2 separate regions of the Homo sapiens genome follow, and region 1 is linked to region 2. A link is a loop called in an ENCODE intact Hi-C map of the cell type or tissue named here. Cell type or tissue: natural killer cell. All regions are shown on one strand.

Region 1 (5,000 bases), 1.5 Mb after region 2:
TTTGAGGGCGATTTTTTAAAACACAAGAGGGGAATTTTTTTTTTTTTTTTTTTTTGAGATGGTGGCTTGCTCTGTCTCCCAGGCTGGAGTGCAGCTCACTGCAGCCTCCACCTCCTGGGTTCAAGTGATTCTCCCGCCTCAGCCTCCGAAGTAGCTGGGATTAAAGGCGTGTGTTACTACACCCGGCTAATATTTCTGTATTTTTAGTAGAGATGGGGTTTTGCCATGTTAGCCAGGCTGGCCTCCAACTCCTGACCTCCAGTGATCCACCCACCTCGGCCTCCCAAAGTGCTGGGATTACAGGCACGAGACACTGCGCCCGGCCGAAAAAAACAAGTTTAATTTTATTTCTCTATCACCTAGGCAGTGCAAGATTGGTATGACAATTGCACAGAACTTTCTGGAACCCAAACTCCTTCCTGTCCATCACTCCATCATCCCAGGGGTATGATGCTCATCCTTGTGTCCCAAGTTGGCAACCAGAGCTCCAGCCATCACATCCACGTTCCAGGAAGCAGAGTAGAGGAGGGCAACAAATAAAAGGAGCAAATGGAGATACTGTTTTTTAAAGAAAGTTCCCTGAAAGGTGCCATATACCACTTCTATACATGTCTTCAGACAGAACTGGTTGGAAAAACAAAAAAAGATGAAAAATGGAGACTTTTATTCCAGGCAGCCAACTTTCCAGCTAAATATTGGAGCTTCTATTACAAAGGAAGAAAGAGGAAGTGATATTAGAGTAAGAAATTGAAAATCTCTGCCACAAAAGAATTATTTTTTTAATCCTCATAACAGCCTATGAAATAACTTCTGTTATTATCTCCATTTTACAGATGAGAAAATTGAGGCTTAGAGAAGATTTTTGTGGAAGATTTTTGTGGGTTTTTGTTTTGTTTTGAGACAGGGTCTCACTCTGTCACCCAAGCTGAAGTTGCAGTGGTGCCATCATGGCTCACTACAGCCTTGGCCTCCTGGGCTCAAGCAATCCTCCCACCCAAGTCTTCCAAGTACCTGGGACCACAGGCACATGCCACCCCACTCGGCTTATTTTTGTACTTTTTGTAGAGACAGGGTCTCACCAAGTTGCCCAGGCTAGCCTCAAATTCCTGGCCTCAAGTGATCCTCCTACCATGGCCTCCCAAAGTGCTGGGATTACAGGTGTGAACCATAGTGCCCGGCCAAGAGAAGATTCTTGACCAAAGTCTATACTCAAAAGCCCTGACCAACATCTCACTGAAAGTTATGAGAGACTCTGAGGCAGAACTGCCCAGCCAAGCTGCTCCCAAATTCCTGACCCAGAGAAACTGAGAGACTATTTATTTTTGTTTCAAGCCACTAAGTTTCAGGGTCATTTATTAGGCAGCCACTCATCTAGTTTATGGTGTGTGCCCTCCAGGGGGACTGCATTTTAATAGGGGACTCAGAGAGGCTGCCCATGGAGCAGTAAAAGCTCTAGGCTGGAAGTCAGGACACCTGGGCCTGGTCTTCTACCTCATAAAAGCTACGCAGCCCTGGAAGACACGCTTCAGGGCTCTGAATGTCAGTGTTCTCATCGTAAACACTTCTTTAAGGGAAGGGGCAGGTGTTGAACTAGACACCCTCTAGGATCGCTTCCAGCTTTCATGTTCTAACTGTTGGAAGAGAGAAACTGGGAGCAGAGCGCAGCACCCCCGGCCAGGCCAGCAGCTACTTTCTCCCCAGCTCGCAGGCTGCAGCCGAGGCCACAGGAGGAAAGGAGGCCCCTGGCCCTTTCCTCGGTTGAACCCAGGCTCTTCACCCCCGGAGTCGGCCTGTGACCCTTTCAATTTGGTGGGTAGAAATCTCCGGGAAGAGGCTGTACAAGTCACAATACAACCCCTCTGGAAAAGACGTGAGGCTTAACCCATAAGCAGCAATGGAAAAGGAAAGCTACAATCTCTAAATCAGTGGTTCTCAACCAGGAACAACTCCCGGCTCTCCTCGCCAGATATATGACATTTGACAATGTTTGGGACACTTTAGGTTGTCACAACTGGAAGGGTAGGTGCTACTGGCATCTATACTGCTGAACTCCTTCGCTCGCTCACTCTCTCATCCACACCCATATACCCACACATACCCCAAGTCGCTTGTCTCTGTGGAGGCTTGCCCCAGTTTCTCAGTAGCTCTGGTGGATCTGGGGGTTAGGGATCTAGACCGTCAAGGGGCCAACCAAACTGAAACCTGGAGTGGAGTCACCAAGAGGCAGAGCCCAGTGGGCCTGAAACATACACACTTTCAGGGAATCTCGTATAGATATATGCATGAACACGGCCTTGGGGTGGCAGAAGCGTTAGCGTTATCAGCTTTGGGGTAAATCCATTCTCTGGAACCTTGGCTTTAAAGAGCTCCCGCAAAGCGCAGAGCTTTCCTCTGGGGGCGCATTTCTGCAGCCCAGAGTCAGCACGGTCCGCTCACCTGGAAACATGCCCGGCGGCGAGTATAGGCAGGCACGCAAGAACTCTCTCCTGCCTGCGTGGGAGGCAAAAGCCGCCCTGGCCGCCCCCGCCGCAGCCCTGCGCCCCGCGCCCCGCGCCCGCCAGCCCCTAGTCCCACAGCCACGCGCCTTCTAGTCCCACACCCCCGAGCCCCGCAGCCCCGCGCCCTTCAGCCCACCGCGCTCTCGCCCGGCAGCACTGCCCCCTGGTGGGCGCCCGGAGCAGCGCCCGCCCGCTCCTCGGACACCCAGGCCGAGCTGCTCCCAGTCCGCTCCAGACACTACACTCATCGGGCTCCGCTCCCCACGCCCGCATCTCCCAACTGCCAGCCGTAGGACCAAGCAGAAGTGCATCCCTGACCTTCCTGTGGTCCCAGCGGACAATGGCCAAGACACCACACTCACAATGTGTCTTGCAGGTCATAGCTCCCCTTTCTGATATTTTCAACTCATGGGTATGGCTCCTGTTGGCTTCTTTCACGCTTGCTCTGCACAAAAATACGCACACACTCACACTCACACGCACACACACACACTCCTCAGTACTCCTGACATCCAACCAGGTGCCGTGGACAGAAGAGCCATCATCTGCCCAGCGGTCTGGCAGCCTGGAGACCTTTCCCCTGGCCTAGTGCTCGCTGCCCGTCAGGTATCAGTTTGGACGCCGCATTCCAATCCAGGAAGCCTTCCTCACCCGGGCAAGGTATTCTCACCACACCCCAAAACTCTTTTGCTCTAAGGCAGGGGTCTCCACACCCCAGGCCGCAGACCAGTACCCCTTTGTGGCCTGTTAGGAACCGGGCTGCACAGACGGAGGTGAGCCCCGGGGCGAAGGCAAGCATGACCGCCTGAGCTCCACCTCCTGTCAGATCAGCAGTGGCATTCGATTCTCATAGGAGTGTGAACCCTGTTGTAAACTGCGTATGGGAGGGATCTAGGTTGCATGTTCCTTATGAGAATCTAATGCCTGATGATCTGTCACTGTCTCCCATCATCCCCAGATGAGACCACCTAGTTGCAGGAAAACAAGCTAAGGGCTCCCACTGATTCTACATTATGGTGAGTTGTAATTATTTCATTACATATTACAATGTAATAATAATTATTATTCTTATATTACAATAATTATTTCATTATACGTTACAATGTAATAATAATAGAAATAAAGTGCACAATAAATGTAATGAGCTTGAACCATCTGAAACCATTCTCCACCTCACACTCCCAGCCCTTTCCAGTCTGTGGAAAAAAGTGTCTTCCATGAAACCGGTCCCTGGTGTCAAAAAGGTTGGAGACCGCTGCTCTACGGATTGATTGGTTGGTAAATTGATGTTTGGATTCAGTCTCCCAGGCCCTGGGTTTGTCTCTGGGAATACAAAGATGAGGAGGCCAGGCGGTGCGGGTAGGGAGAGGCCAGACTGGATGGCTTTATCCCACCAGACATCCTAAGATTTGGGAAGAGAACAGGTTTTCTTCCAAGTGAACCCCCAGGCCAGCTTCCTAAAACCTCCTCTTTCCTAGCTCAGCCCACACCCCTCTCCTCCTTAGTGCTGCCTCCCTTCACTGCTTCTCGGGGTATTTTCCACAGCTGGTTGTAGATAGCGGTACCCCTCCCCGCCTCGGAGGGAGGGCATGAAAAGGTATTACAGGAAATTTCACCAGGGACCATGGGAGAGAAAGAGGAAGCCCTGGGCATGTGTGTGCCAGCACTTGTCAGTGTGCACCTATGTGTGCATACAAGGTGCGTGCACACACGGGAGGAGTCTAGAGGTTCCACAACGCTAAATCCATTCTGGCGGTTTTAGCTAAAAGTGGGGAGGGGATTCCACATTCCTGGCACATGACAGTGTAGTGAGTGGTTCAAATAACGTTTGCCCAAAATTCACCTTCACCCAGAATCTCAGTATGTGACCTTATTTGGCAATGGGGTCTTTGCAGATGTCATTAGTTAAGATGAGGTCATACTGGATTAGGGTGGGCCCTAAGTTCAATGACTGATGTCTTTGTAAGATAAAGGAGAAACTTAGACACAAGGCCACAGGGACACAAGGAAGAAGCCCCATGACAGTGGAAGGAGAGACATGGAGCAGATTCTTGCTCAGAGCCTCCAAAAGGAGCCAACCCTGCCCACACCTTGATTTTGGACTTCTGGCCTCCTGAACTGTGACAGAATAAATTTCTGATGTTTCAAGCCACTAAGTTTTGAGGTGATCTGTTACACAGCCATGGAGACAGGCCCAAAGGCCATGTGAAAGACCAGGAAGAACACACAAAGCTCTGAGAGACTCGAGTGAAGGGGACAAGGGGGAGATGCTCAAAACCAGAAAGACTGGAAAGGAAGGCAGGGACCAGATCGTGGAGGAGACTTCAGATCACACTCAGGGTCTCCAATCAGGTTTGTTTTGTTCTAAGAGCAATGGGGAGGAACTGGTGGGGCCTGAGCAGGAAGGACACTGTCAGATTTCTCTCTAGAAAGACAGCTGTGGCTCCAGCAGGACAGATGGGCAATAGAAGGTGGCACCTTCTCCAGGATACGGAAAAATGG
Region 2 (5,000 bases):
TAAGATCTCAATAGAACATGCTTTTGAGACTAATCACATTTACGGAAGAGGAAAGGCTACTCTTGATTAATATGAATGTAAAGCCTTTGCTATTATTTAGAATCTACAGGGAAGTTTTTTGGCTATCTTTGTATATTGATGCATATAACAATTTGACAGAATTAGACCAAAGATATAATTAGACAAAATTTGATTAATACTTAGACACATTTGACTGTTGTTCTCTCTTTGACTATTTAACTGCTACTTATGCTTAAGATTTCAAATGTTACTTCCTCAGAGACATCATCTCTCGCCCAGCAGAGAGCCTCTTTAATACTCTCCCACAGCACCCTGTGCTAATTTACTTCATACAATTTTAATTATAAACTCTGATGAAAATTATTTGGGGTATTGGTTGATTATTATCTCTTCCCTGGCCTGAAAGCTCCATAAGGGTGGGTATACCTTTTCTGTTTTTTTCCCTACCACAGTATCTGCTGCACCTAGTATACTGCTTGGCGTATACAGGCACTCAACCAGTATTTATTGAAAGCTGAAGAACTAACCAAATGAAGAATTTTAAGAGTCTAGAGTAGAGAGAAGATCTACAGAGGAAGAAGAAAAAAGCAAGGCTTGATTCTTATGTTTAGTAGTAGGCAAATTTTATAAGTAGTAAAATTCACTGAACGTATCATGCAAGATTCAACCAAGAAAATTCAGTTTCTGTTTCTTGCCAGACTAATTTCAGAAAGAGGAATATTGGGCTCATCTGGAAAACAAATTCCTCTCAAAGCTCATTCCAATAGGGTTTAACTTTCTGAATAAACAAGGAAGTATGTAAGTCTTGCTTTTCAGGCTATCCTGGGCACATAAATATCTCTATCCCCTAGATTGAAGCCCCTCTTTCATCATCTCAGGAGATAGATGTATTAAGGCTTTGAAAAACACATCTGTTTCTAGTTCACATTTACCTAAAATTTATCATAGCAATTATTACTATAACCTGAGCAACGTTATAATTCACTAGCGATTCTATTCATTGCTACAGCGGCAGTTAAGTGACTGGTGTAACATATGAATATATAACAGTGTATGTATATACATGCTATGGCATATACATCTATTGCCCCTCTGAATAGGTCCCCTCTCATTCATCTCAATTTTCCAGTATGCACCAATAATGTAGTCCTAAAACTTTATTCCTGATTTCCCTCTGATTTCTAAATCTTCTATATTTTAATGTGTTTATTCTTGTTCTAAGTCTTAAAATGTTCCCCCAGGTGCTTAGTTCAGCAATTCCACATATTTACCTCATTCTAGCTTCTCTTTGATATGTCTGCCAGCTTTGAACCAAGAATAGCTTGGGCAGAGGTAGCTTTTATAACTTTCTGTCCACTGAAAGCAAAAAGGAGTTAAGTGTTGGTGTCTCCAACAGAGGAAATAAAAACAAATTATAATATTGGGTATGAAACTGAACTTTGGAGTTGCTAACATAAATGTTCTATAAGAGTGCTAACAAATGATAAAGATAATTTGAGTTTTTAAATTCCATACACTATTATGTCATTACTTATTTGAATCTATTATCAGAGTATATTAAAATATCACCAGCAAAAGAAATCCTGAAACTTAAAAGCTAAGCAATTCTGATATTTGTGTTGCTGCATCAACTCAGATATATATTTTTTAAAATTAATCAGAGATGAATCTTCAATTCCCTAGTTTACTGTAGGCAATCCTGCAGATTAAGTACTAGGCCATCTAATAATTAGTTCTAATAACAGTTAACATTTATATAGCGCTTTGCCCTTTACAAAGCGCTATACAAATGTTATCGCATTTCTAAAAGCTCAGTAGTAATTAACCAAAGCTTGGGTCATTGATGACTGCATGACTACAGTTACGGCTGTGAGGATCACAATGGCACAATGAGCTACCACTAGATGGCAGTAAAATCTTAGTGATAGGCTCACGAACACCAGCCTGGCCAGGTGTGCGGGTTCTTTCAGCAGGGAGATGTCCATTAAATCGGGAAGCATGGTGAATTTGCTCTGGGTGAATTCTATCATTTGAGGGAGTACACTCCCGCATCTACTAACTACCTTCTAGTAAGACTTCCACTGTTTCACTTGAGGGAGGCTTGCCCTAGACTCCTGAAATCTCATTAGATAAGGGAATACTTTAAATCATGAGTCAGGCTTTCAGGTCTGGGTCTAGTTAAAAAGCAGAAGGAAGAATTAAAATATTAAAAAAAAAAGTGTGGGTGACACTTGCATGTCAGAAAAAAAATAAATACACAGTATACTGTCCAGCATCAAACTGCTTTCCTTCTATTGAAATGTGTTATCCATACTGTGTTATGTAAGAAAGAAAAATGGCTTTGAAGTCAGATGTCCCAGGTTTCTCTCTTGGCTCTGCCACTTATTAAGCATATGACCCTGAAACAAGCCTCCTATCTGAGACTCACATTCTTTATCTGTAAACCAAAGTGATGATGATTCCTACTTCAGTATCATGTTTAGGTTGTGACATGGATGTAACTCCATGAGAAACAGATGTGAAAATGCCTAGCTCAGTATGCAGCTGCTCAGTAAGTATCAGTTGAACCTGAAGCCAAAAAGAGAACTATGCTGGGTGCAGTGGCTCACATCTGTAATCCCATTACTTTGGGAGGCCAGGGTTGGGAGGATTACTCGAGGCCAGGAGTTCAACACCGGCCTAGGCAACACAGTAAGACCCTGTCTCTACAAAAAATAAAAAAATTAGTCAAGCATGGTTGCATATGCCTGTAGTACCAGCTACTTGAGGCTGAGGCAGGAGGATTGCTTGAGCCCAGGAGGTCGAACTTGCAGTAAGCCATGATTGTGGTATCACTGCACTCCAGCCTGAGCAACAGAGTGATATCCTATCTCAAAAAAAAAAAAAAAAAAGGGAGAACTGCACAAGGACTGACACCTAGAGAGCATTAGTAATGATGAAGCACTAAACTTCATTAACCGTAGAACTAAAAGTTTGGAGAGGATGGAAGAAGGACTTCTTGAAGGGCCTGAGCTTTTAATTGGGCTCTAACAGACAGGCAAGTGTCCACTAACTGGACAGGAAGTCCAGGCCTACCCGTCTCTCTCTCAATATAGTTGTTCATTAAAAAGGATAGAAAACCAAACGCAGCATGTTCTCAGTCATAGGTGGGAATTGAACAATGAGAACACTTGGACGCATGTTCTCACTCATAGGTGGGAACTGAACAATGAGAACACTTGGACACAGGGTGGGGAACATCACACACTGGGGCCTGTCGTGGGGTGGAGGGAGGGGGGAGGGATAGCATTAGGAGATACGCCTAATGTAAATGACGAGTTAATGGGTGCAGCACACCAACATGGCACATGTATACATATGCAACAAACCTGCGCGTTGTGCACATGTACCCTAGAACTTAAAGTATAATTTAAAAAAAAGAAAGAAAAAAAATAAAATAAATTTAAAAAATAAAAAATAAAAACAAAAAAAAATAAAATAAAAGAAGGTAAGAATCAACAAAGAAGGTAAGAATGAAGAAATAAGAAACTTATTAGTAACAAAAATAAATTTTAAAGTTAAATATGCTTGGACATACGAAATTTTTAAACACCTCAGTATCTGTATGGTGGGTAATTCATCCCCATGGTACTCCCCGCATTTAAACAACCTTCCTGAAAACTGATGGAGACAATGCCTGAAAGTCACTCCTGACTGTGCCACTGGCTAAAGTTGGCGGCATCTTAATCTCACATTTTTTCCCAACTTTATAACATCTTGAGCTAAGCTACAATGAACATCTTTGGGTGGTAAGAGGAGGCAGGAGGGATGGAAAGAGACATGAAAATATCTTATTCCTAGGTTGTAAAAGGCAATATAAATGCATGGATTAGGTTCAAAATCTCAACTCTTCATTGGATTCAAATAACAGCTAAATTTCCCTATTTTTCTCATTAATCATTTTCTATTTTCAAGATACTTCAACCATGCCATCAAACTCTTTCTTTACTCATATTCAAACCACACTCTTTTTTTTTTTTTTTTTGAGAAGAGAGTCTCGCTCTGTCGCCCAGGCTGGAGTGCAGTGGCACGATCTCGGCTCACTGCAAGCTCCGCCTCCCGGGTTCACACCATACTACTGCCTCAGCCTCCTGAGTAGCTGGGACTACAGGCGCCTGCAACCACGCCCTGCTAATTTTTTTTCTGTATTTTTTTTTCAATTTTTAATTTAATTTTTATTAAGGTAAAATATACATATAAAAGTACCATCTTTATCATTTTTAAGGGTACAGTTCAGTGGTAATAATACATTTATATTCTTTTTAAAAAGTAAATCAGCAAAATGACTGAGAAAAATATTTGTAATAAATATGGTAGACTAAAGTTCATGTACATAATATATAATGAATTCTTAAAAATTGGTAAGATAATCTTTTTTTAATATATCTACAATCTTTCTTTTCTTTTCTTTATTATAAGTTTTAGGGTACATGTGCACAATGTGCAGGTTAGCTACATATGTATACAGGTGCCATATTGGTGTGCTGTACCCATTAACTTGTCATTTAACATTAGGTATATCCCCTAATGCTATCCCTCCCCACTCCCCCCACCCCACAACAGGCCCCCGTGTGTGATGTTCCGCTTCCTGTGTCCATGTGTTCTCATTGTTCAATTCCCACCTATGAGTGAGAACATGTGGTGTTTGGTTTTTGTCCTTGCGACAGTTTGCTGAGAATGATGGTTTCCAGCTTCATCCATGTCCCTACAAAGGATATGAACTCATCCTTTTTTATGGCTGCATAGTATTCCATGGTGTATATGTGCCACATTTTCTTAATCCAGTCTATCATTGTTGGACATTTGGGTTGGTTCCAAGTCTTTGCTATTGTGAATAGTGCCGCAATAAACATACGTGTGCATGTGTCTTTATAGCAGCATGATTTATAAACCTTTGGGTATATACCCAGTAATGGAATGGCTGGGTCAAATGGTATTTC

The links. Peaks named below come from ENCODE experiments on the same cell type or tissue, not always from the same donor. Only the 100,000 strongest peaks of a DNase experiment are listed, where the experiment ranks them.
Region 1: it touches region 2 in a loop (5-fold over the local background); 9 of 110 quality-filtered maps call a loop at or near these places.

Annotation. Positions count from the first base shown.
Region 1 is chr9:19,462,512-19,467,511 of GRCh38, reverse strand. It overlaps MAP1LC3BP1 (microtubule associated protein 1 light chain 3 beta pseudogene 1), which reads left to right and starts at 4,123. Exons shown (of 2, transcript XM_047424278.1): 1 at 4,123-4,196. The coding sequence starts at 4,123. RefSeq lists a silencer at 2,308-2,767. In natural killer cell, CTCF peaks have their summits at 2,454 and 2,655 (motif pointing left); DNase peaks (open chromatin) are centred at 2,411 and 2,661.
Region 2 is chr9:20,938,196-20,943,195 of GRCh38, reverse strand. All of the region lies in intron 28 of FOCAD (focadhesin), which reads right to left. Among named protein-coding and RNA genes, the nearest start is that of HACD4, 91 kb to the left of the region's middle. RefSeq lists a silencer at 1,827-1,876. In natural killer cell, CTCF peaks have their summits at 1,700 and 1,903 (motif pointing right); a DNase peak (open chromatin) is centred at 1,935.